Regions from separate parts of the Homo sapiens genome. Here all the other regions are linked to region 2. The links are chromatin loops, found by intact Hi-C in ENCODE. Cell type or tissue: sigmoid colon. All regions are shown on one strand.

Region 1 (8,000 bases), 120 kb before region 2:
TGGTTTGTTGACTCTGGGGTTACACTGTGTCCAGTTATGGCTCCTTGGATGAAGGCCCTGTGTTGTTTTTGAGTCAGCTCACTCAGCTTTCTGGAGGGCAGTTGATTCCATGAAAATACTTGTCTATGTGATCAAGCAGTGGGGGCTGAATGTGTGGCTCTTCACAACAGAATGCAAGGCGGATTACTACTATTCCTACAGTGCTACTGTTATTATTAATTTTAAAAACATACAATGTCATTATCAACCTTGATCTGCTCTGCTTTTGTATTTTAGTAATTGATTGGATGAGAATGTGCCCAGGCATGCTTTAATCACTGGAAGGGCACCAGGGTTTAATCTTCCAAAGGGGTTTTTCCCATTGTTATTTCCTGAAACATGCTTGCCATTACTCAAGTGGCATACAAAATAAAATTCAAATCAAAACAGCAAAAGAGATGTGATCCCTCTCTTTTGTGCCTTCTTTTAGGCTTAATTCTCATAAGTAGAACATATCTAAGAAGAGTAGGCTTTTGAGTTCCAGGCATACTACTTCTAAACTCTTCACTTAAAGCTAGCACATTCACCTGACCTTGAAAAGGTGAATAGATACACACTGCTGAGATTAAATAAGGCACCACAGAAGAATAACTACAGGAGGAGCAAGTAAGTGCAATACCCTCTTGTATGAAGTGTGACCAACCTGAATTAAACCATATTTCTAGTCCTCCCTCAGCTCCAAACTTTTCAGAGCTTTTGCTCAATGACTCCACCCCATTGTATCCTTGGCTGACTCTCATAATTGCCTCATTATTATATTTTCTATATAATATGCATCTTTGGATTCATAGCCCAACAATCTCAGCTGGTTCTCCTCTGTAGTTTGTTTAGCAGACAATTGTAGTCATTGCCCCTCAGCCCATACAACATGGGGGATCTGGATGGAAATGAAACGCAGACTTGGCTCATCAGAGGGCAGCTTGGCTTCACTTGTATGCCACAAACATTGTCACCTCATAACACTGACAGTAGTCACTGATGAGCACATTTGAACCCATTCCCAAAAGTGCATTGCCTCCACACCACATGAATTAGAGCCATTTGTGTTATTTTGCTTATGTGTTCTTTTTCTTTTCTCTGTTGTGTATTCAGATTCCCATATTAGTTTTCCTTAATCTAAGACTTACATTAGATGACTCTAGCCAGACTGTCAAATTATTTGAGAACTCTCTTTGTAGCTCTAAATCTAGGGTAGTACCTGGTAGTCAATAATTATTTATCAAATGAATGGATATTTTTCAACACTTACTGGCAATCAAGAAATAATTGTATTTCTAAAACAGTGTGAAAACACGATGAATTGAATTGAATTGGCGAGAATAGAATATAAACTGCATAACTGTAAGAGATAGTACTATACAATAGTGCTGATGACATTTTGTTTTGCTTTATTTTATTTTATTTATTTTCTGGGGCTGCCTGATACAAAAAGTTCCTTGTGAAAAGAGAAGATTGGAATCCAATTAGTAGATTGGAATTGATGAGTTAGTTAAGGGCTTTAGCATCCTACCATGGGCTGTGGTTTTTCCCCCTGAACCTATGGGCATGTTTTGATTGAAGATGATGGCTGGAAGCTGCCACGTTTGAAGGGCTAGAGAAAGAGCCTGGGTTTCCTGTGTCAGATGATACAAACTAGAAACTAGAAACGCTACATGGTAGGGAGGCAGTGGGGGACAGAAGAAAAGACATCATTATTCTTTGTCTCTTCTTTTCCCTGGGGGAAATGTTGGCATCCAAATATTCAACAGTAGGTTGACATGTGGAAAGTGGCCTAGCCAAAGGATCTGTGGTGATCGGGAGTCATAAATCAGATATGAGAGGGAGAGACCATATGGTGCAGAAAGAAAGTGACGATGCGATTCTTTCAGCTATAGCCACTCACGTGCACTCTCTTACCCAGTAGAGAGAGGGGCCCCTTTCCACTGTTTCTTTTCTACTTCCCCAGTGAACCTGCAGGAATGTCAGCTGAAATACCTTGCTCTTTTCTACACATTTCTGAATCAGCCAAGATGTCAGTGACCTGGAAAGGACTCAGGTGAGAGCCAGAGAAATGATTAAAGAGCCGGTGATGCCGATGATCCAGTGGGTGTCTCCTCTCCGCACCACTAGAACTGACTTATGGGAAGATAGTCAAATAACTAGATATGTGTTGTTTGGCCCAGGGCAGACAAGAAGGAAGGTATGGGGTAACTTGTCTCCAATGGAGTTGCCAACAGCCAATGAATTATTGTGTCTTTTCCTCTCCAAATGGACTGTCAGTATACATATATATATTTTCAAGTTTTATTGAAAATAGTTACCTCAAATTTACTTGCACTTATTTTCCTGAGAGTCTGAGGAATCACATTCTCATTGCTGCAGGCCCCCAGAAGTTTTGAAACAGCCTCTGCCACGCCACGCAACTCTACTCACCCAGAGAAATTGCCTTCCCTCTTTTCCCTCAACTTGTCTGGAGATGAAAAGGATGAGATTGAAACCCCTTTTCTTAGAGACACGTCCCCTCCCTTGCTGGTTTCTGGCTTCTCTTTTCGGTGTGTGAGCAAAATCATTTTATTAAACCATTTGTCAGGGGGCAGATGGGAAGTCTGTCTTTCCCATTAGTTAGCAGAAAGTGACCCCAGCAGCTGTGGAGGGAATCGGTCAAGCCATTGCTACCAACCAGACCAGGGTGGAGAAGGAGGCCGGGCTTTGCTCAGTTGTCACAAGGTCCCAGGCGGCTCCCCAGGAGCCTTGGAACTGATGAGGCCCTGTTTTTATTGGCCATGCCTGTGGTAGGCTGACTTCCTTCACTCTGAGCTTCAGGCCAGCCAGGGAAGGGGGCAGGGGCCACTAGCATTGGGAAGCTTTCGTACTTTGCCCTTAACACTCCATATCCCTGTTTAATTAATTTCCTAACTTTGTGGGGGAAAAAGATGAAATAAATAAGGCCAACTGACCACTTCATAATTTGTTTCTGAAGCTTGGCTGGACATAAAAGTCTCCCTTCCAAAACCACACGGCATAATTTATTTTACGATTCCCTCTCGGCACCAGGTCTGGGCTAACCTTGAGTTTGGAGGCTGTGCCTTCGCTTCCTGGTGCTGGTGGTCACAGTGTGTCCTTTCTTGGCAGTGGCCATGGGCCCAGCAAAACAGACCTCTGAAAGGCGAGCAGATTAATCATTTTGAAGGCATGCTCGCCTCAACAGTTCCCCTGCAGGATGTCGGAGAACCGGAGAGAGGGGACTGCTGTAGTTCACAAGGGGCATAGGGAAATGCCTGAAGACTCACAAAAACAAGGGGGTGAACAACAGAAAAAGAATGAGTGCTTTTAAATTGTACATGCTGGAGTTTTCACTAACCGAAAAGTATTACCAAAAAATATATTGCCACTCCTAGAGCACAAACTGTGATGAGTCCAACCCTTTTATTACAATCAGGCTTTCTCTAAATATATTATGCCCTGCAGGTCAAAATGATTTACTTCTCTATTTTGGGACATCTGAGTTCTATTCTACTGTTGCCAGTATGTTTTCAGCTGTGCCAGAACCGAGCAGGTCTGCGGCTCCTTTGTAACATCAAAACGGAGACATTTATCATTGAGATTTATCATGGGACAGCCTGCCAGATGGTTTGGGTATTTTAAAGGTGAACTGTTTGGGCCTTGATTAGCTCATGCGGACTTCTAGCTAAAGACAACTCTATCAGCTGCTCAGTGGAAAGACACTGACGTCCCCCTCCCCCCAGCTCCCTCCCTCTGTTCTTCTAGTAATGCAGAAAATATTAATGTAATGGCAGATGTGGCATAGATTGTCATTTCAGGAAGAAAACCAAGCCATAACCAATTCCACTGATTGCATTCTAATTATAATGTGACCTCCTGTTGCTTTGCATAGAGGCAGTATTCATTTCAGTACACCACTGTAAAACTTGCCTAGTCAACGACCCTCAAAGGGGCAATTGTAAGATTTAAGCTTGGATTTTTTTGCTCATACCAAAGTCCTTTATTCTGCCAAGCCTCTGCTGATTGGGCCAGAAAGAATGCATTTGATTATATAGACTAAACTTATTGGGAACAGAACCTCTGTGCTTTGAAATGCTTTTCATTCAAATTACATTCAGACATTCAATCAACATTGATTATGATATGGATTGGCAACAGGGAATGCCTTGGGTTTTTGGTCTGGCTTGAAAGTTTGCTGAGTTTCGTACCAGATAACAACTGGGAAGCCAGCTGAGTTTCCTTAACCTTTTCCATGAGTTTCTCAGAAAAGGATGGTTTCTCTTGGGAGGCCAGGAGTTCCTTATTCCCACTTGATGCAGTATTCCAAGATCATTTCTTCACTTGGAAAATTTGGGTCTTTGGGGCTTCCAAATTTAATTAACCTCTGATAGCTTTGGGAAATGTGTGCTCATTTGTGTTTATGTTAATAAAGTAGGTCCTTGACTTTGTGCATGAAAATCTAGGAGAATGCATCTTAGATTCAGATTCCAGGTCTAAAATTTTGTATCATGGAAGAAAGTGATCATCACTAATTCTGGTCATAGATGTTGTCTGTGTGATTTAGAGCAAGGCTCAGTTTTCTCATCTGCAAAATGAAATAAAGGTGATCCCAAGGTTTAATTTCTAATAAAGTTGATTTGAAAATACTAAGAAACAATATAATATTGTTATTATTATTTACATGTCAGTGTATGTGCTTGTGTTTTTGAGGGGCCTTTGCCTGCATCTAGACCTCTCTGTCTCTGGAAAAATCCTGGTGGGATCAGTTTTCGAAGTAGTTGGCTCTTGGCAGACTCGCAGACATACTAAAGTTTTTGTTTTGACTTGAAGGTCCTCTTCCGGCCCTTCTGAATAACTTTAACCTAAAAGTCAGGCTAGAATTCCCACAAGAAGAGAGTTGCCAGGGCATCCTCATTCCAAGCTATAAAATCACTGGAGATAGCTCCATTTTCTTTATCCAATCACATGCCATGAGCTGTCATTTGTGTACAGATGTCTCTCAAATATAGATTTCCAGCCTTCATAGCATTCCTGAAATTTAGCATTGCTAAGTATATGGTCACCTTGAATAGTATTCTAGGATCTCGAATTCAGTACGTTCTCTTTTTCCCCCCAAAACAATGGCAACCAGCCTCTCCTCTGTTCTCTCTTTCTCTTAACTGCTCCTGTAGTTCCAGTTACTAGAGTTCAAAACCTTGGAACTTTTATTTTCTCCCTTGTCTTTACTTCCCACATAGAACTAGTTGCCAAGTCCTGTGAATTATACCACTTGAAAATATCTGTTCTTCCTAAAGTTAGTGCTTTTTCATTGAGTCTAATCATTTCCTTCATGGCCTGTGTAATTTAGTCTTTCCACCAATCCAGTCATCCTACCATGATGTGGCAGCAGCTTCTAAGATGGTCCTTATAATATCTGTTATCTGGTGTTCATACCCTTGTGAGATCTCCTCCCCTTATGTGTGGATGGGACCTGTGATTTGCTTGTAACCAGCAGATTATCGAAAAAAGTAATGGGATGTCACTTTCATGATTAAGTGACATAGGATTGTGACTTCTGCCTTAGTAGAAAACTTTTTTCCTGCTGATCTTGATGAAGTAAGAAGCTATGTTGGAGAGGCCCACACGGCAGCAGCAGAGGGTGGCCTCTGGCCAACAGCCAGTAAGGAACTATGGCCCTCTACCCAAGACCCCACAAGAAACTGAATCCTGTCAACAATCTTTTGAGCTTGGAAGCTTCCCCAGTTAAGCCTCAGATGAGACCCCAGCCCTGGTCTGTACCTTGATAACAGTCTTGTGAGATGCCTAAAACAGAGGACACAGCTAAGCTGTATCCAGATTCCTGACCCACAGAAAGTGTGAGACAACAAATATGTATTATTTTAAGCTGTTAGATTTGTGGTAATTTGTTACCTAATATTAGACAGCTGTATCCTAGAGCAGCTAGATTACTGCCTGACAATATCAGTCTTTTGCTCAGAAATACTCAGTGTCTTCATGATTCTTTGTCTTTGGCCTTGAACTCCCTATTCAAGCTGTTTTCCAATTCTCCTTCCTGAGCACAATTACCTCTGTACTGTTCATATTTCTGGCTTTCTGCCTTTTACCTTTTGCTGACATCGTTACCATTTCCTGGATTTTCTTTATGACTAAATCTCACATCTTTTTTAAAGGCCCACTTAAATGTCACCTCTTTCATAAAAGCTTTTTTGATCTCTGAAGCTATATAGATCTCTGAGCTGCCATCGTTCTATACCTCAGGTTCCTATTCATTTTCTACCTCATAGGGGACTGGTTTGAGAACATTGCTGTATCTGTACTACAGGTTGAATACCCCTTATCAAAAATACTTCAGGTCAGAAGTGTTGAGAATTTGGGGTTTTGGGGGAGATTTTGGAATATCTGCATTATATGCTTACCTGTTGAGCATCCCCAGTCTGAAAATCCAAAATGCTCATTTGAGCATTTCCTTTGAGGGTCATGTTGGTACATAAAACATTTTGGGTTTCGGAGCATTTTGGATTTTGGATTTTCAGCTTAGGGATACTCAACCTGTGCTAGGCTGCAAATTATATGAAGGAGGCTTCTTCTGATTCATCTTTCCATGCCCTTGAGCTTCCAATATAATGACTTAATGGATGGTATGCTCTCAGTGGATGAGACTCAATGGATGGTATGCTCCAGTGACTCAATGGATGGTATGTTCTTGTTCATGAAGAGCAAGCCAGTGTGCCCACAGGACAGCAAAACAGAAGTGGTTTGTGGAACTATTCGTTTATTTACTTGCTTATTCTTTTATTCCTTCCTTTACCGCATACCTGGCATTGTCCTAGGGGCTGATGTGGACTCATGGGCATCATGCTTAGAAAGGGACCTTGTTCTTGGGGTTTTATGTTTAAGCATCACCATCTTCTTGAGACTCTTAATCATTTTATTTTTGAATCTGTGTTTTCTGAGTGAAGTCCCAGAAGGTAGTGGGGTATATGCTAGGGGCTCAGAGAATTTGCCAGTGCCTTCTGCCTCCCTGACATAGATTCTAACCCACTTGTTCTCCTCACCCTCCCACCATGGCAGAGGCCTGGGCACAACCACAGGGAGAGTTGGGGTTGGGTACACATGCCCTGTATTCCAGGTCACAGAGTAAGGACCCTGGGTACCTGGGAGGATCTGTACTTGCTGCATAGTCAGGAAGTAACTATGTAAGTATCATATTAAATAAGAAATACTATGACAGGTTGAGAGAAAGAGAGGAGAGCATTAGTGAGCTTACAGACAAACAGGAAAAGCTTTTCTCTTGCCTTTTGAACAAGTGCCTGCATTTTCATTTGTACTGGACCCTGGAAATTATGTAGCTGGCCCTGACTAGGGGTATAGTGGGAAACCAAAGGGGCAGGGATACAGCTGTGGCAGCAGAGGTGGGGTCGGGGGAAACAGCAAACAACAGACAATAAACAAGATGATTTCAGAAAGTCATAAGTACTATGACTTTCTGAGAATCAAATGAGGTGATATGCTGGTGAGTCCCTGAGTATGGTGCAGGAAGCATGTTACCTTAAAGAAAGATGATGAGGGAACCGTTGCTGAGAAGGTGGCATTTGAGTGGACATCTGCAGGAGGTAAAGAGGTTAGGCCGTTCCAGGAATATGGGGCAGTTTCTAGGCAGAATAATGTGCTAGGTCAAAATCCTTGGGGCTGGAACAAGCTTGAAATAGCCAAGAGCTAGACACAAAAGCCAGTGCTGCAGTAGCCTAGAGACTGTGGAAGAGAGGAGGCTTGGGGCATTTACTAAGGTAAGATGAAGCTGATCCTTTATTTTATTTTATTGTTCTTTTTTTAGAATTAGGTTCTTGCTGTGTCACCCAGGCTAGAGTGCAGTGGTGGGATCATGGCTCACTGCAGCCTCAAACTCCTGGATCAAGCAATCCTCCCACTTTAGCCTTCTGAGTAGCTGGGACTACAGGCGTGTGTCACCACTCCTGGCT
Region 2 (8,000 bases):
TACTAAAAAGTTAACTAGAAAAACCCCATCTGTTGGCCAGGTGTGGTGGTTTACATGTGTAATCCCAGCACTTTGGGAGGCTGAGAAGGGTGGATTGCTGGAGGAAAGGAGTTCGAGACCAGCCTGGGCAACGTGGTGAAACCCCATCTCTACCAAAAATACAAAAATTAGCCAGTCTCATAACCCAGCCTCAAAAAAAATTTTTTTTTGAAATTGAAACACATGGCTCATAAAAAATAATGGAAATTAAAAATCCCTAGAGTTGAACATTTATGAAAATACCGTATATTGAAAAAGTGGCATGCATTCATTTATAATGAAAATCTGTCAAGGAACAAGGAGTTGAATGGAACTTTTTAGCTAAATAAAGAGTATCTACCTAAAACAAACAAAACCTATAGCATACTTTGTTCTTAATGGTAAAAAGTTAGAAGCATTTCTTGTAAAGTCAAAAGTATATTCAAAGAAAAGTAAATTTTCCCTTCCATCCAGACTGTCCTGCAGAGACAAAAACATATTCATATATGTTTGGCAGGGAGAAGGACATAAAGAGAAAGATTTTGTTTTGGTTTGGCTTGTTTTAAGATTTTTTTAAATGTTTGATATACGGTGACAGCTTTCCCACAAAACTGTACTAATTGAAACTTCTACCAACAGAGTGTGAGAGCATTCATTTCACTACATGATCACAAACATTACGTACTACCATTTTAAAAAATAGCAAAATGCCTCTTTAAAAAATTTATATGATGCCTTGTGGGACTCAACTTGCTCAATGAGTTTATTGACTATTTTTATTTTTATGTTATAAACAGCTCTTCTTATGGAGCTGTTAATAATGTTTGCTTTTATTTGTAAGAAATGTTTACTAAAGTAGGTAATAATCCTTCAGCTGTCATAGATGATAAAAAGCATACTTTTTTTAAGTTTGTAATTTGGGTTTTACTTTTTTATGGTGTTTTACCATGGCAGAGGAAAACTTTTTACATGGTTAGACCTAACAATATTTTCTTGTATTTTTTCTTCCTTTGCTTTTATTGTATATCCCTAGAGATTGGAGAGTCTCTAATCGTTTGTGGTGATCGTTGTCTAATAGTTACTTTTCTTGTGTTGGAGTATCTGGTTAGGATTGCAAATTCATTTAGTCCTAATATTTATTAAACAGTGCTTCATTTCCTCACTGATAGAAAATATCAACTTTATCATAGTATATATTATTTTGTGATAGAATCTTGTTCTTTTCCTTCTATTTTGTAACACTAATCTTTCAGTTTTTTTTTTTACAAGTTCCATGTTGTTTAACTATTGCAGCATTATTTCTGAGATCATGATAATTCTTATTACTCACCCTGATTATTCTTTTTTCTTTTTTGCTCCTTTTTATTGGATACTGTTTTAAAAATTACAAACATTATCCACCCTCTTCTATTTCAAGATGACGTCAACTATTCTTTTTAAATGTATTAACTAAGAGGAATGCAGAATCATTTTCTAAAGTTAAAAATAAAAACTTGTCCAATCTCTGATATATTTTTTTAATAGTGTTTGACCCATAAAATTAGGGACATCTGAAGTAGGATTCTAAAGTAAGAAATATACCTGTTTGTTTGGAAAGGTAGAAAGGAAATAGTTACATTCTCACGTAACCAAAGTTTTAAAAAATTATCTAGTGTCATTTATCTGACATTATTTCTCTAAAGTGCCTCATCAACTCCAGCCAGACAAATCTCTTCATTATTCCTGCTTCAGGCCATGCACATTTCAAATTCTCAGGCTTTGCTGAGAATGTTCTTTGCCAGGGATATTTTTTCTCTTTCTTTCTGTTTATTAAAATTTGTTTCTTTAAGGCCAAACTCTAGCTCCTTCATCATGAAGCTTCTTTTAGTATATGTTCCACAGAGTTTAAACATTTTAGAACTTTTTCTAATTATAAAAGCAAGAAAATAAACTCATAGAACATTTGATAAAAAATAGAGACATATTTTCTATAATATTAACTCCCTATTATGAATTATATATATTTCCTTGCAGTATTTCATATGAATACATAGTTGTAACTCTAGTGAACTTACAATTTCATGTTCTATGTTAGCATGGTTTCATGCTTTTCTCTGTTGCTCCATTCTATTCATTATTACCATTTTTTTTTTTTTTTTTTTGAGACGGAGTCTCGCTCTGTCGCCCAGGCTGGAGTGCCGTGGCGCGATCTCGGCTCACTGCAAGCTCCACCTCCCGGGTTCATGCCATTCTCCTGCCTCAGCCTCCAGAGTAGCTGGGACTACAGGCGCCTGCCACCACGCCCGGCTAATTTTTTTGTATTTTTAGTAGAGACGGGGTTTCACCGTGTTAACCAGGATAGTCTCAATCTCCTGACCTTGTGATCTGCCCGCCTCGACCTCCCAAAGTGCTGGGATTACAGGCGTGAGCCACCGCGCCCAGCCCCATTATTACCATTTTAATGACTATCCAATGGTCCATAGAGTCAATACATAATTATTTAAATAATCTTTGCTTTACTACCTGTCCCTTATCATAAAAAGCTCTGCAGAGAAAATCTTTGTTGTGTAGCTTTCCTTTCTTTGGGGAATTAGTTCCTTAGAATAAACATCAAGAATTGGAATTTAGGGGAGAGAAGCGAAAAGCATTTTCAGGCTCTTGAAATGTTTTTTCAGGTGGCTTTCATTCACCAGTTTTATGTATGAGAGTTCTAGTACTCCAGTTGACTTGATTCCCTCAGATATAAATATTTTTTCGTTATTATTTAAGAGGAAAAAAGCATGTTAAGCATTTTGCCCCAATTCTCTGTTATTGTGTATTAGTTAGCTCTCATGTATTAATTTTGTTTCCCCAAAGAGACTGTAAGGTCCTTGCATGAGACTAGAGATAATGACTTATATTTATTCTTTATACCCCACAATATCTCCCCAAAAGTGTGGCAGACACAGTTGTCTTCAGTATTTGCTTCTTAAGTGATTGAAACCTTCACAAAATTCCTTTTTGTTCCTCAAACTCAAGGCCAATTATGATAGAAAATTTGGCAAGTAGCATATTTGTGGAGTCTCAGCTCCAAAAATAAACCCTTACCCAAACCTCACTTGTAGGGGTTAAACTTATGCTTGGAATCAAGATTAACTGAAATTTTCAATAAACATGTGTATATTGAGTTTTTCTTGAATTTCAGACTCATTTTATCCTAGTTCTTATCCAATTAATTCACAAAACATAAGCTATTTAACCACCACCATTTTCAGAGATTGCTCATAGGAAGACCAAAGAACATAGCCCTAGTCCTCTAAAACTGGTGTCCTAGGATGCTAGAAAGTCCCTTGCCTCCACAGGAAAGCAAAAGGCAACTATAATTGAAGTACCCTATTGCCATGTGTTTTCAGCTACACTTGTTCCCCACTTTATCCTAGTTCTAGAACGGTGCCAGGGATATGATAAACAGTCAATAAATATTTGTTGAGTGGTTGAATGAATCTGTGTGCATAGGTTGAATGAATCAATCACTCTGCAAATATGTATTGAGCTCTCGCAAGATGCAAAGCCCAGTGTACTGGTTACTAGAAAAACAGATAAAGTTGATGGATCTTATACGTGGCAGTGGGCTGGATTTAATGACCTTGAGGTTTCATCCAGTGCATTTTTCTACAACTCATGTGCATTTCTTTTGAAACTTACACGTCACATCCACAAGCCGAATAAAACTCCTCAAGCTGCATTTCTAGGATGATCCCCCGCCACCTCTCCCTGAGGGCCTGAAAAGTTGTATGCTGCTGATTTCTGGTGCGGGCAACTCCTGGGCAGGGACAAGGATGGCTCCAGATGGATGGATGCCTTTGTGGAGGGCTCCCTTTTATCCTTAGTTGTAAGCCGCCTGAGCAGTTATATTATAAATGGGTAATTTACCGCCTCATCCCCAAGGCCTCTTCTGTGGGCTCTTTCATGGACACTGTTACCAAAAGTTACCAATATGCCTGGTGCCTTTGATATTTGTGGGCACTGCAGACCAGAGAAAAAGAGTTGCTGCCTTGTACAGCTGCACACTGGCTTTCACATGTCCTGCAAATGGGTACCTGCCAGCCATCTTCCCCAGATGTCATACTGACCATTGATTTTTTTTTTTTTCTGCTTGCTATTGCAGTTATTAACTACAGTGAGGCCTGGGCACTTAGCTCTCCACTTTAATTATTCATCCTTATGAAGAAAAATTTCCCCCGTGTGCTTTATTGTCCTCCAGCCCCGACCTGAGCTCACGCAGACTCTTCCTTCTTTCCCTCCCCAAAGTGGCTTGTGTGTCGAAGGGCTTTCCACTGGGGTGCTTATTCCATTTATGCCTTTAGTATGCATTTTGTGTTCTGCCAAGGGGGTCAGGAGGGCACATGGAGAAGCCAGATGGCTTACCTCTTCCCTCAGGAAACACGCCGCTATTTAGCTGGGCACCTTCCCAACTCAAGGCGGGGTGAGATTCCACTGTTGGAGAGAGAGTTGGTTCAAATGCCACTGTCCCTGAGATCACAGCTCCAAGTTCCTCTAGGCTATGCACTTTTCTACTTCTCTGCCACTTGCTGGAGTTTTCTGCCAGAAACAGCCTTTTAGGAGATATTAGAAAGGGGGGTGGGAAGGGAGGGATGGGAAAAAGCAACTCTTGTTATTTATGGTCCTCGTTCAGGCACAAGTTTCTGTTATTTTAATCCGGCTGAAATAAGAAACCATAATCCATGGATGAAAAGATGGTGGACAAACTCAGTTAAATCTTGAGCACCCTGAGGATGTGTGTTTTTCCCTATTTCTGGTTTTTGACGTTCCTTCCCTGCTGCCATTTCCCAACTTTAACTTTTGAAAAGCCAAGCAGTTTGGCTGGCCAGGCCCAGGGAACTTATTTGTATGCAGCACAAATTTCAGAATCTGTTCTCAGCCTGTGCCGAGTGAAAAATGGCCTGCATTTTCTTGATAGCCCATGTGGTTGTAAAGAATAAATGGCTAATGAATTACAGATGAACATTGACGCAAATTAATCTTCCCGCTGTCCCTGGGTTATATGGCAGCCATTTAAAAGTTTAATCAATACACTAAAGTTGAAAACATGCAGGCACTGCAGTTGTTTGGATGTAATAAACATCAGAGGGAACCGGGAGGTTTGCACCCAGTCCATGTATCATAATGACAGGTATTTATGTTTAATGGACTAAATATTTTTTATTGGAAGGGAGCAAATGTCAGCTTAACTTTGTGAGCCCCGCATTCAACTTTCCTTTGAGGTTGGTGAAAGACGGCTGACGTGTCATTGGAAATGAAATGTTAAGGGAGAAAAAAAGCACAACGGAGACAAAGCGAGGATGGGAGCCGTTTGGAGACGTGGTGCAGCGCTTACATTCTGCAGCAATTCATTAACGAAAACGTAAACTCTGATATTTCTAATGTTGCTGTAAAATGGTTTACTAGGAACAACTTTAATGGTTATTAGTGAAAACAAGTACCCAGATCTGCCAGATATCCTTTTCAGTGCAGGCTTTTGTTTGAAAACTCTTTACCAGGTCATATTTGCTGGAGATTTATAATTAGTCTTTTTCCTTAATGTGAGAAGTGGAGGAGAAACAGCGTGATGGCTCTCAGCTCTTGTATTCCATAGATCTTTCCTTTTGAACGGTGTCCAATGACTTCGAATAACCATGTGTTCTCTTTTGGAATACTTATATCTTAATTACTTTTCAAGTCAATATTTTGTACCTCTGCCGTGAGTCTGGAAGGACCAGGGTAGCTAAAAGAGAAAGGAAATTGCCAGTGGCAGTGCCATCTCGCTGGACAAAAACAGGCTGAGACACAGGAGAGCAATGGCTTCACTTGAACAGAAAAATACAGACTTAGTTCAGCTTTTCATTTTTTTTCCTCCACATATAAAATAAACTAAATATGTCAGTGGAGCATGGGGTCTTAGAAAATAACACACACTTTATAAAAATAATTAGAAACGTTTTAGACAAAGGATATCGTGTTTTTAATGTCCCTTCTGCAACCAATTGTCTCAGGTCCTCTTCAGTGTCTGAGGGCACATTCAATGGCAGGGCTTGGAAGAAAATTATTCAGTAGATAGCAAGATGAGGCTGAAGGATGAGAAAAAGGGACAGGGGTTGTGATACTTATCCAGTGTTCAGATCTTGCAAAAGATATGAATTGCACCTTTTTATGTGTTAAATAATTTTGTTAAAATCACAAGAATTTGTGTTTCTAATGGGCCTAAGTTTCATAGGTAATCAGTATTATGTGATACTAAATTAGTAAACCAAACTGATGGGTTCATTGGTCCTTCATCATCCCTTAAGCAAAATGGGGAGAAACTTTCTGTTATGAAAACCGAAGCATGGCTCACTGTTAACCATGATGACATCTCACCCACTACTGCTCCTGAAGTCCTAAACTCTATTTTTCTTCCTACCTCTTTCTACCCTCTTAGAGGATTGAGTCCTTTACCTGTTTGTTCACTTTGTGTTTCCGCCGTGTGAATATAAGCTCCACAGTAGGGGGTAGGAGGCAAGAACCTGATTTTCTTCTTTGCTTCTAGTGTCCTGGGGCCTGGCCTATAATAGGTTCTTGTAAATGGCAGGTAAGTGAATGGCGGACTACATTTCTTATGGTCTTTAGTAATTTATAACTCCGGCTATTTTTTTTGTTAGTCAGTATGATTTCTAGTCACTGTGTTAGTTGTTTTACATATAATACAATACTTGATCTTAGTTGTTAACTCTAGAAGATAAGAGTTATTATCTTCATTTTATAGAGGCAAAAACTGATGTCAAGAGAATTGAAGCTAATTATTTGTGGTTACTGTTAGTATGTAGCAATTCCAGAATTTGAATCCTGACCTGTTTGTCTCTGTATCAGCTATACAGTACTCCCCAAATTCCTGTCACTCATCTTGTCCCTGGGGATTAAAATCTCATTAAGTGACCACAACATTTAATTCTAGACTATAACCAGCCAGCTCCCCAACTGGCTGATAATGAACAGAAGTATTAGATTCACAATTTGCAACCTAAACCTGGTGTCCTGAGTCCTACCTATAGAAAGCAATCTTTGACTGTACAAAAGTAGCACATTGGCTATTTGATGATGGGTGATATGTCACTCAAATATGTGTGTTCTGTGGTCTAGGGAAATACAAGGAACTCTCTCAAATCATGAGAAAAGTGTTCAGCAACAGAAATCTAACAAATAGTGACTGAAATGCATAGGCATTAATTTCTTCACTCAGAAGTGAGAATGGAGGTAGGCAGCCCAGGACAGTGATAGTGGCTGAAAGAGCAGATCAGTAGGCACCCAGGTCCTTTCTGTCTTTCTGTCCTACTACCTTTTCAGCATGTGCATTTTAGCCTCATGGTCTCAAAATGGTTGCTACTGCTCCTGGCATCATTTCCTCACCCAAAGCAAGATGAAGAAGGATGTCTTTCCCTTATGAGGCATTCGCTTTTCATTTGTGGATAGACAGCTTCCTAAAGATGTCTGTCTCTTTCTCATTACCCAGATCATGTCATTGGGAGGCTGGAAAGTCAAATGTTTCAGTTTTCATGCTGTTATAGTAGAGGAAGGCAGGATAAAAGGGAGCCAATGCATAGTGTCTCCTATGTAAGATAAATCGCATTTTTTGTATACCTAATAAAGACTTGAAACTTTGCTAGATGCCATATGCACATCAACTTATATCATGTTTACAACCACCTTGTTACAGAAGAGTATTTATTCCCATTACACTAAGAAGAGGTGATCTCATTGTTCAATTCCCACCTATGAGTGAGAATATGCGGTGTTTGAAGGGGAATATCACACTCTGGGGACTGTTGTGGGGTGGGGGGAGGGGGGAGGGATAGATTGGGAGATATACCTAATGCTAGATGACGAGTTAGTGGGTGCAGCGCACCAGCATGGCACATGTATACATATGTAACCTGCACAATGTGCACGTGTACCCTAAAACGTAAAGTATAATAAAATAAATAAATAAA
Region 3 (8,000 bases), 170 kb before region 2:
GCTTTGGACCATGTTCAAGAATAAACAAATTGAATTTTCAAAGAGCAAAATAAAATTCATACTGCCAATAACCTAACAATTACACATGGCTAAAGGGAAATACACAGAATGATATTCATTGAAGCATTTTTCTAGTAGTAAAATACATACAAAAATTATATGTCTGTCAGGAAAGAAATGATTAAAATATGGTAAATTTGTAATATTGAAGGCTATGCAGCACTTAAAAAAGGTTAAGGTAAGCAAAATACTAATATAACAGAAAGATCTCCAAGACATATTTTTGAGCAAAAACATGTTTGAGTGCAAAAGATTTGTATGGTGTTGGCAGAACTTATTTATTTAAGAGTACAGTGCTATACACCTTTTTGTGTTTAAAAGCACAAAAGTATACACACATGCAGACACACACAGAAATCTATAAATAATTGGAAATAGTTTTGAAAGTGTAGACACAAAACTCCTAACAATAGTTACTTCTACGAGAGGACTTTGTTTGGAGTGGAAGAGAGTGGAAGAGGGTGAAAAAGGACTTCAGATTTTTCAGTATTGGAGTTTTTATTAAAATATGCTAATATTTTACTCATGCAATAATAATAATAAAAAGTCTCAAAGAAGGTGATAACTTTGGGTGATTTATAACTGTTTTGGAGACTTTGCAAATTTGTTTCCCCAAGGCCAAGTGATAAATTGTTTCTGTGAAAACATCCCTTTTCTTCTTCAGATTTAAATATTCCAGTGTTGAGAATCCACAGTAAACTTGCTGTACTCTGTCACTGTTGAGGAATGGGACATTCACATGAATCAAATATGCTGGTAAATAAAGAAATATGGAGAAAAATATAGAGGTACGTGCATATATTGTATGGCTTATAATCTACTGAGAATGGAGAGGAAGACATCAGCATTAAAAATATTCTTTATTGAGTGAATTCTTTAGATCCAGGCACTGTACTGGAATCTTTACATATGTTTGTGATCTCATTTAATCCGGGAAACATCTCATAAAGTTGGATATTATCCCCATTTTATATATGAGGAAATTGAAGCTTAGAAAGATATTTCCTTGTTTACCCAAGGTCCCAGTGCTAATAAGTGTCCTCCATGAGACGCAAAACCAGGTTTCTCTAACACCTGAAGCCTGTGTTCTTTCCTCTGTTCCATTCTGCCCCCTCCCCAATACAATACACAACAATACAACTACACTGAATACATTTTAATGTTTCTTGATGATTAGGAGAGCACTTCTGGCTTTTTTGAATGTTTTGGAATCCCTTTATGAGCGTCAATTATCAGAATACTAGTGAAGCATGGAAATAATGTCTAATTGGAGATATCTGGTTAAAAGAAAGCAGAGTAATACTGCATCGACAGAATTTAGTGCTTTTATTACAGATAGATAAAGGTATGGCAAAATCACTGGTGTGATTCTTGCATATCCCCTTTATTAATTGATCTGCATGTTCTGAAGGCCGTTATTCCCTATATACTGATTCCAAATGTTCTGTCTTTATTAGTCCTTTTATATAAAACCTTGTATCTCTATTTGTCATCCTAAAAATATTGCTTAAATACATGATGCAGCTTCTCTCCACATTGGAATCTGATAACGAAAGGTCTTATCTCTGTAGCCTGAATTAACATGAGCAGAATTTAGGTATACTACGCCAATAGCTTCATGGACAGTCCCTTTGGTTATAGATTATAAATGCCATTTAGAGAAAGCACAGGATGGCTCCTGAGTGTCTAGTAAACTTCAACAACCACCTGAGAGATACCTCCGTGTGACTGCATGAAATGGAAATAAAGAATGGCAAATAACCCATTGACTATGCACTTTCTCACCCGCTGAGAGCAAAACATAATCCGATGCAATTTTAGTACTTACATGCCTCTGGGGAAAATAGACCCCTAAAAATCACCGAGTGCAGCACTGGAAAAATTCCTTAAATTTGTGCTATGCTTGGTGTTATAAAACCCAAGGAACCTTAGATGTTCTTCTTGAGTAAAATGGACTGGTAATTTTGTTTTGTTATATTATCCACCAAGCATAATGATAATGGGTCACATGCAATTTAAGAAAAAATTAAGTCTAATAAGAAAAATCTCTAATAAATACTAACAGCATCTTATTGGTATCATCATTGGTTTAACCCTTCTATTAACATTTGTTTTTTTACATATTAAATGATCTGTAATATGTTGAAAATGAAGAGGATAGTAAAAATTAAAACAGGCATTCTAATAATATATGCATTGTACAAATGTTTGCATGCTTCTTCCCTCAGGCGAGTACTAGGAGGTGTGGTACATGCATGGGAGTGGTGCTAGGATAGAGCAGGAGATTTTGATTTTAGATATGCTGAGCAGTGAAGATGCTCAGTGCAGGGGATAGACCCCATCATTAACCAGGAATGCAACCAATTCAATGAAAAACAGAGATTAGAAATCAAAATGTAGCCCCGAGGAAAGTACACAGTTATCCCCTCAAATCAGGCTTCTTCTGGGCCACTGAGAAAGGGTGAACGATCTTAGGGAACCTCTGGTACCCAAGCAAAGGGCCTGGGGGCTCCTGTGCATTGATAGCTATCCATCACGGGCAATGTGGTAGAGTGGGGTAGAGCTAGAAGGATGTATTCAGGAAGCTGCCATTATTAGAAATGTGCTTCTCAAGCCTACATAAGAATCTCCTAGGGAACAACCATAAAGTAAAAGTGCTTAAGCACGTATTTCCAAGGATTCTAATTCAAGGGAACTGGGTAACACCCTGGCATCTACTGTTTTTAATGAGTTGTTCTGGTAACACCTCTGCATGTAAACATGTGAAGACGATTGCATTAAATGATATTGACAAGGAGTCTCTTTCCCCTAGTCCTTTCCACCATGTGGTTTAGGAGAATAGCAACTATTTCCAAACCCTACTGAATAGTGGCAGCCACAAATGTCTTGCCATGTCAGGCTCTCAATGGTTTCTGAGAAAGATTGAACAGCCTTCAGGAGGCTAATCTATGATTAGGTATTTGCTATGCAAGACACTGTACATGTGTAGAAATGGCAAAGGTCCCTGCCTCAAGGAACTTACAGTTTAGGAGGACCTAGCAGACAGAAACTCAGACAAATAAATGCAGCAAACTGTGACATTTGCTGTGAAAAGCCATTTGTATTGGATAATGGGGACAAATGGGGTTTGGTCATTAGCTGAAGGGTTGCCTAGGTCAGCATAAGGCTTGCACAAAGGAGTGGCAGATGAGGACATCACAGGAGCCGTGTTGAGGAGGTCAAATACTTGGGTAGTAGCCACATGTTGGTTGTAAATGTGTGTAGGAGGGAAGAGCATGAAATAACTCCCAGGTTTTTCTGGCATGAGTGTCTTTGTGGCAGGTGAAGCCATTGTGAGGATCAGCATTTGGAAGAACTGGATTTGAAGAGAATGTTGAATATGAAGTATTCATAGTCTGTAAATGGAGATGTTCTAATTTGTGGGTCAGCAAACTTTTATCACAAATGGCCACATAGTAGGCATTTTAGGCATTGCAGGTCAGTCTTTGCCATGACCACTCAACTCTAGCATTCTAGTGTGCAGGTAGTCATAGGCAATATGGAAGCCAATGGGGTTGGCTGTGTTCCAATAAGACTATTTAGAAAAACAGGCAGTGGGCCAGATTTGGCCCATGGGAGCTAGCTTGCCACTCCTGCTATATGTATAGGTATGATCTGAAGATAAAAATATAAATGTAGCTATGTTGACTCACATACATACATATATATATTATATATATTTACCTAGTATCTTTCTATGTAGACTTATAATCATACCTATTTGATATAAACGCTGCACTTCCTGGTTATTTGGGATAAACAGTTTTTTCAAACTATCCAAAAGTCACCTAATAATTGTCTATAAAGAAACAATTAAATATGAAAATATAAATTAAAACAACAAAATACATTTTGTACTCAGTGGTTCAGCAAAATTTAAAAATCTGGTGATACCAAGTGTTACCAAGGTTGTAGAGCAACAAAAACTGAAAAGCTATTTCAATGGGAGTTGTGAATTAATGTATCTCTATTGGAAAACAATTGATTATTTTCTAGTGAATTTGAATATATATGCCAATCCTAAGTTCCAGAAATCTCACTCCTGGGACTCTACCACAGGAAAAACTATTATACATGCTCAGATCAATATGAACTATACTCATAGCATAACAAAACAAAAAAACAGAAGCCGGAAACAACCCAAAATGATTCATTAAATAAAGTGAAATAACATTCAATATGGACAAATCTAAAAATCAAAAGAAAAAGAAACCGACTGAATGATACCATATAATATCCTTTATATAAAGCTTGAAAGTGCCAAACAAAACACTGTTGTAAAAGGGTCCTTACATTTTTGGCAAAACTAGGATGAAAACCATGAAAATGAAAAACTCAAAATGCAGGTAGGTGGAGGCAAAAAACAAAAAAAAAAATAAATAAATTCTGACCTGATAGGAACGACCAATGGGATTTATTTATTTCTAAGCTTGGTAATGGGTAGACAGATATTTTTAAAATGATAGCTCTTATTATTTTACATATGTTATATTTGTTCCTTAACATCAAGCAAGTCTTGCATGATAATGAAAAGGCAAAACCAAAATCTTATTAAGTTATCAATTTTATATTTTCAAAAAATAATTAAGTCAAGTTTATTCTTTTGTTCAAAAGAAACGTTCATTATGGGGACCGATTTTTTTTTTTTTTGGTCTGGCTCTGTTTCTTTCCAGTCATGTCACCTCTCCCCATGACAGAGGGTCAGCTGGCTTCCAGTGTTTCAGCTAGGCAGGAGTCGGGGATTATGGATAGCATAGAAGAGGGAGGAATATCAGGAAGGAGCTAACGTTGCTGGTGTAGGGTCATTTGAGTTCCTGTATCTCTAGGAGAACAAGCATTGTCTTTGGCATAGGACAGAATGTGGTCAGAATCCTCTCTGTCACTCAGAAAGTAATTCCATTGCTGTCTTAATATTATCCTAGTCATCTGGGGTTGCAGGAACACTGTGTAGTGGTTTTGCGGTGTGGAAGCTATTGCTACATAATTTTTTATTTCTTGAATATCACTTTGTAGTGTCATGATTACAAGGCTTGGAAGAAGATAAACTCTCTGTCCATTCCGAGTATAAATGGGCACTTGAGATGAAACCACCTCGTTAATTTCCCCTTGTTGCTGAAGTAGAATCTGAATCCAAACCACAACACAACCTAGCCCCTAAATCTCTATTAAAAACCACCTTGGGTAGTCTGGCAAAGCTTTATTTAAAGTCAGCAGAGAATTATAAAGTCAAACGTGAAAAATGGTACAACAAGAAAGAATCATAAAAAAATACTAGATCAGTTAAATGTAGTCAAAGGCAATTTAGTGTGTTCTGGCACCAGCACTTATTGATGCAAAGAATGTGATATGTCAGGGGTTGGCAAGAGCATGTAGGAAATGCAGAATGAAGGATGCAGCTCCACGCATTGACTCCGAAACAGCCATACATGGCTGCAGAGGATGCTTCAGCTACCTTCCTTGCTTTTCTATCAGGAATTTCAGGGAGAATATTCGAATTCCCCTAGGATGGACATTTTCTGTTCTTTTGTTCTTGATATAGTTTATGTTTTAAAGTAGAATTCTTTCTTTCATGGAGATAAGCTAACATGGAGACTGTGTAAATTGGGTCAGACCAGGAGGGTAAGTAAAACTTGCTGGTACTTCTGAGTATCCTACTATTCTAGTTTCTCTGGGGCTGCTACATTTATCTGCTTTTTTACATCCATCTCCAAGCTGTGAGGGTTTCTGCCTCATCTTCTTCACCCCTTTGGTTTCCCATTCACCAATATTAGCAGATTTGCTCAGTAATGAACACAGCTACCAATGTTATGCACCCACCCCTTTCCAGGCACTGTGCTAGGCCCTGCATATACATTCTCTCACTAATCCTCAACAAGCCCCGGTGATTCTTAGAACTCTAGTCTGAAAAAAAAAAAAAGCCCCTGTGAGATAGGTCTTATCAGCATGTTGATTTTACACATAAGGACAACTAGGGCTAAGAGACTTAGAGCTCATTTGAGGTGCCACAGAAACAGAACTCACTAGGCCGGACTCCTGTATAGGAGCAGGCGCTATGTAAGAAGTGTTGGTTCTCTAACTTCATCAACAGTAAAAGGTGGGTGCCAGTACCTCTAGGGGACAGAGTACAGGATAGTATAGTGTCAAGAGCATCAGGCTGAAGTCTGGGTTTGAATCCTGGCTTTGCCACTTATTGACTCTGTGACTCTGGAGAAGGTACTTGACCACTCTGCATCTCCCTCTCCATAAAATAGGGACAATAATAACACCTGCCTTACTAAGGTTGTTGTGAGGATTATGTAAGTTGCTATGAATAGTTTCAAATAGTTACTGTGGAAGTGCTGAATGGTAGTCCCCTTACCTCTAGGGGATGCATTCAAGATCCCAGTGGATGCCTGAAACCATGGAGAGTACTGAACCCTATGTATACTGTATTATTTTTTTGTGTGTACATTTATAACTGTGGTAAAGTTTAGTATAATTATTAGGCATGGTAAGAGATAACGATAACTGATAATAAAATAGAACAATTATAAGAATATTCCAGCATCACTACGCTTGCACTTTGGGGCCATTATTAAGTAAAATAGGGTTACTTCAACACAACCACTGCCATACCACAACAGCCAATCCAATAGCTGAGACAGCTTCTAGGTGACTAAGCGGCCGATTCTATATACAGAATGGACACACTGGACATAGCGATGACTCACATCCTGGGCAGGATGGAACAGGATGGTGTGAGATTTTATCATGCTACTCAGAATGGCATGCAATTTCAAACTTATGGATTGTTGATTTCTGGAATTTTCTATTCAATATTTTCAGACTCTAGTTGACTGTGGGTAACTAAAACCATGCAGAAAGTGGATAAGGAGGGACTACTGTATACATATTGTTGCTGCTGCTGTTTCTATTATTATTATTATCAATAGTGTTGTTATTTTTGTCTTAAAAAATATATCCCTGAAAGTAGAGTGCCTTCACTGAAAGAAGTGGTTGTGGATGGAATCAGGGACAGGGGAGGTGGAAGGACCAGCCCCTGTGGCAGGTCAGATGGGAGGATGTTCTTAGACATGCCACTCGGTACCCTTGAAATCCTACTTTGGTGTGGGCCATATCCACTTTTGGTAAACTCATTTGCCCCAAATGAAGCAGCTTTTGAAGATCAAACAAGAAAACTGGATTCTTTGAGTATATCCAGCTTGAGTACTTCCATGTTCAAAATGCCTTTCTTTCCTGTCTACAGATTCACCTCTAGGAGAGAAGGAAAGAAGTTTGGAGACTTCCTTTGGTTCTAGCAGGTCTTATCAGAGTCTCAGTGTAGACTGAAGAGGAGTGATTGCTATACTGTAAATGCTTTAGAGGGTCTGAAAGAGATTAGAGAAACCTATTCCAGAGGATAAAGGCAGGACAAGAGGGAGCCATTAATCTCATGGACATTACATTCCCTAAGAACTTTTTTTGGGAATGGCCAGAAGCATGCCAGGCCATGTGCTGTCCATTTGCAATTCTCTGAGCTGTGGAGTTGTGTGTGTGTGTGTGTGTGTGTGTGTGTGTGAGATAGATTGAGGCCAATGTCATTGCCTCATTTACAATGGTTCTTAAACTTGAACTGAAAGGTTGACACATGCATGCAGAGTCAATGCAGATTATTCGACTGAAGTAGTCCTGACAAATACCAGGGCTCTCCACATTGTCAGGAACAGTCTGATGATGACACGTTCGAAGCTCCGCAGACTGGCTTGCATCTTAGTAAATGTGTACAATCAGGGGAGACATAGCTATGCCGTGGAGAGTTCTGAGATGTGAAGAGAACAAGTTAATTGTTCAGCCTCAACTGAGACCTTTCACTCAAGTCATTAATCACAGTGCACAGTCTGGAGTCTTGGCTCTGAAGTTCG

What was found. Peaks named below come from ENCODE experiments on the same cell type or tissue, not always from the same donor. Only the 100,000 strongest peaks of a DNase experiment are listed, where the experiment ranks them.
Region 1: it touches region 2 in a loop (6-fold over the local background); 2 of 110 quality-filtered maps call a loop at or near these places.
Region 3: it touches region 2 in a loop (10-fold over the local background); 2 of 110 quality-filtered maps call a loop at or near these places.

The regions. Positions count from the first base shown.
Region 1 is chr10:76,394,517-76,402,516 of GRCh38, forward strand. The region is part of intron 6 of LRMDA (leucine rich melanocyte differentiation associated); the gene reads left to right. Among named protein-coding and RNA genes, the nearest start is that of KCNMA1-AS1, 490 kb to the right of the region's middle. RefSeq lists an enhancer at 2,243-4,478. In sigmoid colon, no CTCF peak of the experiment used is centred here; DNase peaks (open chromatin) are centred at 2,805, 3,125 and 3,595.
Region 2 is chr10:76,518,993-76,526,992 of GRCh38, forward strand. The region is part of intron 6 of LRMDA (leucine rich melanocyte differentiation associated); the gene reads left to right. Among named protein-coding and RNA genes, the nearest start is that of KCNMA1-AS1, 370 kb to the right of the region's middle. RefSeq lists an enhancer at 3,842-6,238. In sigmoid colon, no CTCF peak of the experiment used is centred here; DNase peaks (open chromatin) are centred at 4,409, 4,889, 5,179 and 5,776.
Region 3 is chr10:76,345,706-76,353,705 of GRCh38, forward strand. The region is part of intron 6 of LRMDA (leucine rich melanocyte differentiation associated); the gene reads left to right. Among named protein-coding and RNA genes, the nearest start is that of KCNMA1-AS1, 540 kb to the right of the region's middle. In sigmoid colon, no CTCF peak of the experiment used is centred here; no DNase peak of the experiment used is centred here.